Regions from separate parts of the Homo sapiens genome. Here all the other regions are linked to region 3. Evidence: read pairs that join two places in POLR2A ChIA-PET (ENCODE). Cell type or tissue: MCF 10A. All regions are shown on one strand.

Evidence for each region. Peaks named below come from ENCODE experiments on the same cell type or tissue, not always from the same donor. Only the 100,000 strongest peaks of a DNase experiment are listed, where the experiment ranks them.
Region 1: POLR2A ChIA-PET joins it to region 3 with 7 read pairs; 1 of 35 experiments calls an interaction of 5 or more read pairs at or near these places.
Region 2: POLR2A ChIA-PET joins it to region 3 with 5 read pairs; 8 of 35 experiments call an interaction of 5 or more read pairs at or near these places.

The regions. Positions count from the first base shown.
Region 1 is chr6:138,030,280-138,032,779 of GRCh38, forward strand. All of the region lies in intron 1 of LOC105378021 (a long non-coding RNA gene), which reads right to left. Among named protein-coding and RNA genes, the nearest start is that of PERP, 76 kb to the right of the region's middle. In MCF 10A, no CTCF peak of the experiment used is centred here; DNase peaks (open chromatin) are centred at 792, 1,272 and 1,802.
Region 2 is chr6:138,492,202-138,494,701 of GRCh38, forward strand. The region is part of intron 2 of NHSL1 (NHS like 1); the gene reads right to left. Among named protein-coding and RNA genes, the nearest start is that of NHSL1, 6.0 kb to the right of the region's middle. In MCF 10A, no CTCF peak of the experiment used is centred here; a DNase peak (open chromatin) is centred at 1,440.
Region 3 is chr6:138,409,398-138,411,897 of GRCh38, forward strand. All of the region lies in intron 3 of HEBP2 (heme binding protein 2), which reads left to right. Among named protein-coding and RNA genes, the nearest start is that of HEBP2, 6.4 kb to the left of the region's middle. In MCF 10A, no CTCF peak of the experiment used is centred here; DNase peaks (open chromatin) are centred at 854, 1,164 and 2,044.

The DNA of each region.
Region 1 (2,500 bases), 380 kb before region 3:
AATCCACATTTTAGATCTGTTATTTAAAATCTATTTGACAATGTTGCAAGAAAACACCCACATGTAATGGAAGTATTACCTTATGGTAATGTGTTTTTAATCACATGAATTATGAAATTACTAAGAAACTTCAATATCAAGGGATAACATTAGAAGGGACCCTAAAAATTGTCAAGGCCAACTCTCCACCCAGTTCCGGAATCCCTGCCACACACCAAATCCTTCACTCTGTGACACATGGCTTACACGGCCCCCAAGGCTGCTACGCTTATTATGCCTGGCTCCAACAAGGTCTCCTCAATTCTGACCATTGCCCATTGCTAGAATCTTAAGTCTCACAAGGAAATAGTACTGTCATTTGTGCTTCATCTCAGAATTAGAGAAAACATAGAGCTTATTCCCATCTCTTCCAATCAACCACTAATTCCGGAAAATCTCTTTCCTCTGCCTTGAGTTACAGAATGGAGTCTCACAAGTGTACCTGGTTGAAAACAGATATGGGGATAAGGAGAAGGAGTGGAGAAGGAAGAAGGGCCCTCACTCACCCGCCAAAATATCCTGTGGTATATGGGATTTTATATATTATTTTTCTATAAAGTGTCTTCAGTAACTACCTCCATGGAAAAATTAATTTGAAAACACAGATAAAAGCAAACAGCAATGAAGAGCAAAGTTAGGACTTGGCTGGGTATTTAGAAGGCCAAAGCCAGCCTGGGTGAGGTGCTGCAAGGTGACATGTGACAGAGAGAAGCCATTCCAAGGAGGAGCCTGGGCAAGGAGGAGTGGGGCTGAGCTGCAAAGGGTGGAGTCACTGCCACATGAAATTTGTCAGCTGAACGCTGGGCTGATCTGGCCCTCATGCTGAGTTATTTGGAAACATTGCCCACTTTCTATCTCTGTCATGATTAGCCAGTAGTATCCTTATTCTAGAGACAACTCTGAGACCATGTTTTTATTCTGTCCTCAACTTCATGAGACCATATTTTCCTGAGCTCCACTGTTCATTTCATTCTGAATTTATTGGCTCCTTTTCAGGCTCAGTTGTTCTGCCATAACTTTGTTCATAAAGGCCCTCCCAGAAGTCTGACAAAATGGATTTTGAAAACAGCCCTTGTGAATTTCAGGCTGAAGGAGTAAATATCAAGCTGCAGAGTGTCTCCCAGAACCCAATTCTGTATTTGGTCTGATAATGTGAGGCAATGAGAATATAAGTCTTGCTTGGGGCGCACTATTTTTAAACCCCTGAGTGATGCAGACAGATACTGTGAAGTGAGATTGCACAGGTTTATACATGTTGTTTGAACAGAAAGTTCTCAGGAGAAGGAAGGTGCTATTGAGAAAGCATAGCCAAGAGCAGTGCTCTCTGGGGAAAGGGGGAGAACAGAGCCTCCGAACAACTGTCTATCATTCCCATTCCCTAAGCTCTCCGGGCTTTGGGCTGGACCAATACTGGAGAACATATACACTAAGCCAATAAATGTTCAGAGAAACGAGGGGGAAAATAGTTCTACCTGATTCTCTGTCAAGTTTACCAATGGCTGGAGAAAGAACTTGGCAAAGCAATGACAGGACTTCAGGACCCACTCAGGTGACTTGAAGAATGACATTTCCCAGGATAGAAAGCTTTTCAGTTATTCTGAGACACTGACTTGAGTAAACCTGAGCAAATCACCTCCACAGGGTTCCCATTTCAACTAGCTAAGCTGTATGATTCAGAGCAAACTAAAATGAGAGATAACTGAGGGAGGTTTTTAAGAGAAAACGAGTTTCGGTATGAAACTATTCCTCTAAGGCATCGACAGCTATGACCAAGTCAAGCAAGAATGCTACCACCATGCACCCAGCTGGCTTCAGAGCAAGCCCTGGCACATAATTTACAAACTCTCCACTGTCTGTCTCTCTATATATACACACACTCCTACTATGATATTGTGATAGGTCTGTTTAAATGGGCTGAGTTACTAAAAAGAACCAGAAGCATCGGAAGCAGGATCAAGAAGTGCAGTTGTTAAGGACAGCACTAAGCAACATACAGCTGAATTGGAAAACCATTTTAAAAATTTGCAAGAAATGAGTCCCTTGAGCTGTGCATGCCCGCATCTTCCAAAGGGCAATTTACAAAGAAGTAAGATTTGATTAAAAAAATAAAAAATACAGGTGTCCCCTCAAAATCAATGTCCTAATATAAATACCAGATTCAGTTTTTACTCTAAAACAACTCAGTTATGTGGCCTTCACCTTAGAAGAATAGCCACCATTCTAGAAATGCATAGTGAACTAGGCTCTTATATGTAAGGTTCAGTGAATATCCATGGAGAGATGGTGGTGGATGAATGCAGGCACTCCGGGCCCTCAAAATCCAATTTAGCTTGGAGCCAGCAGCCACCACTGCTAAGTCCTGCCTTGTGACAGGGTTCCTGGGCATACTCCCTGTCTGCAATTGGTTTTAGGAACTTCAAGACTAGTTGTTAGGGCTCCTGAGCTGGATCGCACAGCCTCA
Region 2 (2,500 bases), 83 kb after region 3:
CTCCTCTCTCATGTGGGGATGGGAGCAGGAGGGAGTGGGGGAGTGAGGGGACCTCCCAGTGCTTTTCTTTGTTCTCTGACTGAGCCCTCTCTCCCTGTGTGTACAATGTACCTCATGCACACCTCCATCACACTACTGCCTGTTTACTACCGTAAGACAGTAAGCTTGCAGTAGCAAACCTCAAGACAAACTTTGCTACAAGCTGCTGCCAAGACAGCAGGCCTGGCTCTTTAAAATTGAGGACCCAGGAACTTTCATCCGTTCATTTAAACACTCCTGGCATAGAACAGAACAGATGCTCAATATTGATTAATTTATGTCTATTATCTGCTTTTATGTACTAAGTCAAACTCAGTTTTTTCACAAAACATTTTCCAGTAATTCTGTGGCTTCTTCAGTTAATCTGTTAACTACTAAGGATTTATGCATTGTTTTAAAATGTATATGTTTACATTTCATTATGCATTTATTGATACTCGCTGTGTCGTTTCCCTTCACACTTTATGGTTCCCAAGAGTAGACTAGCTCCCCATAAAAACTGACAGACTAATTCATACAATAAGCATTTAATGGCGATGAAAAAGGAATAACCTGTTTAATATTAAAGAATGGTATTCTTTTCTTAAAATTATGGACACAGTAAGAATAGAAGAAGAAACAAAATGATTACTCACTGTGAATACCTAGCTACCTTTCTATATTTTTAAGTAGAGAATGCTGAGGTTGAATGAACTTAGACTGATAATTTATATAACATCAAATCTTAATAGTGCCACATATTCAGAGACTGATTTTTTTTAATCTTCACTGATAATGAGGTAATAAATACCTTGCACTCATGTTGTGTTTATTTCAGGTTGCTGAGATGATATAGGGGAAGAGGTACGTGAAGTTCTGTACATGTGGTTAAAAGTAAATAACTGAGAACAAAAGAACTCAGATAATCTTTCTCATTTCATCCTTCCCAACCACAGTTCATAAGTCTATAATTTATCTAAAATCTCTTACGAAGTTTTTAAATCCAGACTTTAAAGGTTGCACTCCAGGAATTTTCCAAAGTTATTAATTTTATTAATAGTAAATCCCTTTGATGAACCATTTTAGAGCATTAAAGCAATTATGAAAGCATTTATCTTTTCAAAATAAAATTCAAGTTTAGGCAAAACCAGTGGGGATAGATGATATTTCATATAGATGTACTGCATATTCAAAAAGAAAAGCAGAAATGCCTATAAACAGATGTTCAGTTTTTCAAGGGGAGAAAAGTCAAGTCCTGATCTGGAACTTGAAAATACATGAAATGGGAGTGAAGCACAGTTTCCTGGAGAGTGATCAAAAACAGTCGAGCCTGACTATTCAAACTCACACATACCTTCACGAAAGCGTTTTCTACAAGCCAGACCATGTAGTGCTCTGTTGCTTAGGAGCTGGGCAGAGAAATGCTAATGAGGCACTGCCTCGGGGATTTGTCCTGGGAACGGTGCCATTTAACATTCTTATTAGCAATTTGGTGGAGGAAGGTGAACTATAAGTAGAGAAGTTCCTGGTCACAATTTACTAAAGATAAATCACAAGGAAGTAAAGGGATCTAGAAGAAACTTTGGTTGGATTTAGGTACATTAAGGGACCAATATTATGACAGCAACAAAGCTCAAAGCACAACTCCAAGGCCATTTACAAACGAACCAAACGAATGCCATTCTTCTTATTTAAGACTGAAGTCACTAAAGACAGAGGTTACTCAGGCTAAATAAAAAGGGAAACCAACAATGCCCTCACTTCTGGATAGTCCAATAGCAAAGCTATGAGATACAAGATACTGGAAGATACATTAGATAATCTAAGCATTACAAAAGATTAAAGGAACAAAAAATAGAACCATGATCTGAAATGTCTGCACAGTTCTGTTCAGAACACCAAATCTATGGTGAACCTATGGATAGCTATTCTTTCTCTCTCCAAGCAGAAGTTATCTGCCCTCTTTAATTCCCATACAGCAATTTTTAGTTTGTCTCCTCAGTATTTTCCACATTGTGTTTGAGAGCTAGGACCCTGCCTTTGTACTCTGCACTTCTGCCAGAATAACAGATTCCCAATAAATAAATCATTGTTAAAGGCAGTATAGTGTAGCAGTTAAGAATATGAGCTCCACAGCCTCAGACTGTCCAAGTTTAAATCCTGGTCCTACTGCTAATTAACTTGGAGATCTTGGGAAAGTTTCTAATCATTGTGCTTCCATTTTTCCATCTGCAACAGTAACAGTAAGCAGTAGGATCACTGGGAAAATTAGATGAGATAATACATTCAGTGGGCTTAGAACAGTATCTGGCATTAGAGTTAAGTGTTTAATAAATGTTATCAGTCATCATAGTGGTGGTACATTAAAGAATGAATCACTTCATAAGTGACTGACATACAAGATAAAATTATTTTTCTAGATTTTCCTTGAATCAATGACAGAATTTCTCCCAAAGTCAAGTCTTCCACAATTAGATAAAAT
Region 3 (2,500 bases):
CCTCAAAAATGATTCAGGGTTTTGTTCCCTCCTCTCTATCACCATTGTGACTTACTCGGGTCTTCCTCTTCTAGGGACCGCACTAAGTCATCTTTGTGTACCCCAGTTCTTGGCACAAGCCTGACATTCCCAATAGATACTGGGATGTTGATTGATCTTAACTGAATTATTTCTTGACTATTTCACTTCAGTAGCCTGCAAGCCGTCTTCCCTGCCACCAGTCTTTTCCTTTCCTCTTCCACACTGGAACTGTCATCTTTCTTACCACAATGACAAAAGCCCAAAATCTCCGTTGGATTCCTCTTGCCTCCCCAGGGAAGCTCAGATTGTTCACACGGTGCACAGTGCCACATATGACCTGGCCCAGCCCTGTCTCAGCAGCTCCCCTTCCCACCACTTGGGCTTCTCACCCTTCATGTAACATGCCATGTTCTTCCACATCTTGTTACCTTTGACCTCAGGCACGTTAGTCCACTTTTCCTTGCTAAAATTTCCCTGTTTTAAAATGCGTGTGATCATAATACTTACTATCTCATAGGGTTGCCATGAAGATCGGATGAGTTAATTTATGTAAAACACTTGGAACATGAGCATCAAGCATTCCTAGCTCTAGTACTCTCTTTTTCCTCTTCCTGGAGAGCCCATTGCCACCCTACAGGACAAATGACACCTTTTCTGTGATGCCTTCTTCAATTTCTCCACCTAGCTAGGTACTCTGTCCTGGGGCCCTTCTATTCTTCTTCTTCTAAGTAATAGTGGCTTATTTATAGACGGAAATTTCTTCAAGAATATGACAGCATGTTACTATGTCCATATATTCCAGCCCCTGGCAAGGCAGGCACGTGGGGGTGAGGGAGGCAAGCACCATATATGTTGTCTGTGTTCTGAATAAAACAGTGAATAGATCATTGTGAAACAACACACAGTCAGAGAACAAAAGCTTATTTCTAATTAGAGGGTTCAGTATTTGATTTTAAGGGAAAATGAATTTGAAAACAAATTCCTTTTAGGCAGAACATGCTAAGCATTGGTTATTCATCAAGGAAATAAATAATACATTTAAGAGCCAAAATGTTTCTTTCTTTTTTTTTTTTTTTTTCTGAGATGGAGTTTCACTCTTGTTGCGCAAGCTGGAATACAATGGCGCAATCTCAGCTCACTGCAATGTCCGCCTCCCAGGTTCAAAGTGATTCATCTGCCTCAACCTCCCGAGTAGCTGGGATTACAGTCACCCCTCCTCACTATGCCTGGCTAATTTTTATATTTTTAGTAGAGACGGGGTTTCACCATCTTGGCCAGGCTGGTCTGGAACTCCTGACCTCAGGTGATCCACCCGCCTTGGCTTCTCAAAGTGTTGAGACTACAGGCGTGAGCCACCATGCCTGGCCCAAAATGTTTCTTAACCCATGGTTCAGAATTATATTCAATCGACATGAAAATGATAGAATGGAAGAGTTATATCAACTCACCTGCAGTGTTTTATTTTGCATACATGTGCATGCAGAGATTCCTACACTTGACAGGATTAAAAGGGAACTGCATGCCAGGAATGGTTCTGGGTGCTGGGTAGACATTGTTATATAAAGCAGACATGGTTTGTACCCTTAAAAGAGATGACACCTCAGCTGAAGCGTGGTAGGATTGATTTTTTGCACTGGCACATTGATAACAGAACTTATACCAAAGAAGGCATATTAGGAAAAGTTTTGTTTCTCAGTGTTTCTTATTCTTAACCCTCAAAATCAAATTCATCATGCTTGCATGTCAGCAGCTCAGCTAGGTCAGTGCTGTCATGATTTAATCTCAGGATGTTTTTGTTTATATACTGTAGAATGTATACTTAAACTTTTATTCTCTTTTCCCACTTTTTGTTTTAATCTTTTGACTGTCTTTTCTTCCACTTCCCCACAGCAGCCTCCTGACTGGATCCTTCCTCACCAGTCTATTATATGTCTGCCTATATTCTAATCCAGATCTTATCAAGTTGCACATTTCAGCTCAACATCCTTGGAAATAACCTCAAAAGGCCTTAGGCTAATGCACAGGGTTCTTCCTTCTAGTTCTGACTCACCTTCCTGACCTCATTTTATGCCTCACTATGAAAACACTTGGTATTTTTAGATTTATGGTCTCTTTCCTATCACTCCCCTTTCTTTGTTCAGCAAAACCATCCTCCATTCAGGCCCAACTCAGATGATTCTCCTTACCCCAGATTTAATCAGGTCCTCAACGCTCCCACAACACTTTGATCCTGTCCCTGTTTAAAACCCTTCTCAGAGGCCGGGCGTGGTGGCTTATGCCTATAATCCCATTGCTTTGGGAGGCCAAGGCAGGTGGATCACTCGAGCTCAGGAGTTTGAGACCAGCCTAGGTAACACAGTAAGACCCTGTCTCTACAGGTTTTTTAAAAAATTAGTCCGATGTGCACCTGTGGTTCCAGCAACTTGGGAGGCTGAGGTGGGAGGACTGCTTGAGCCCAGGAGGTCAAGGATGCTCTGCC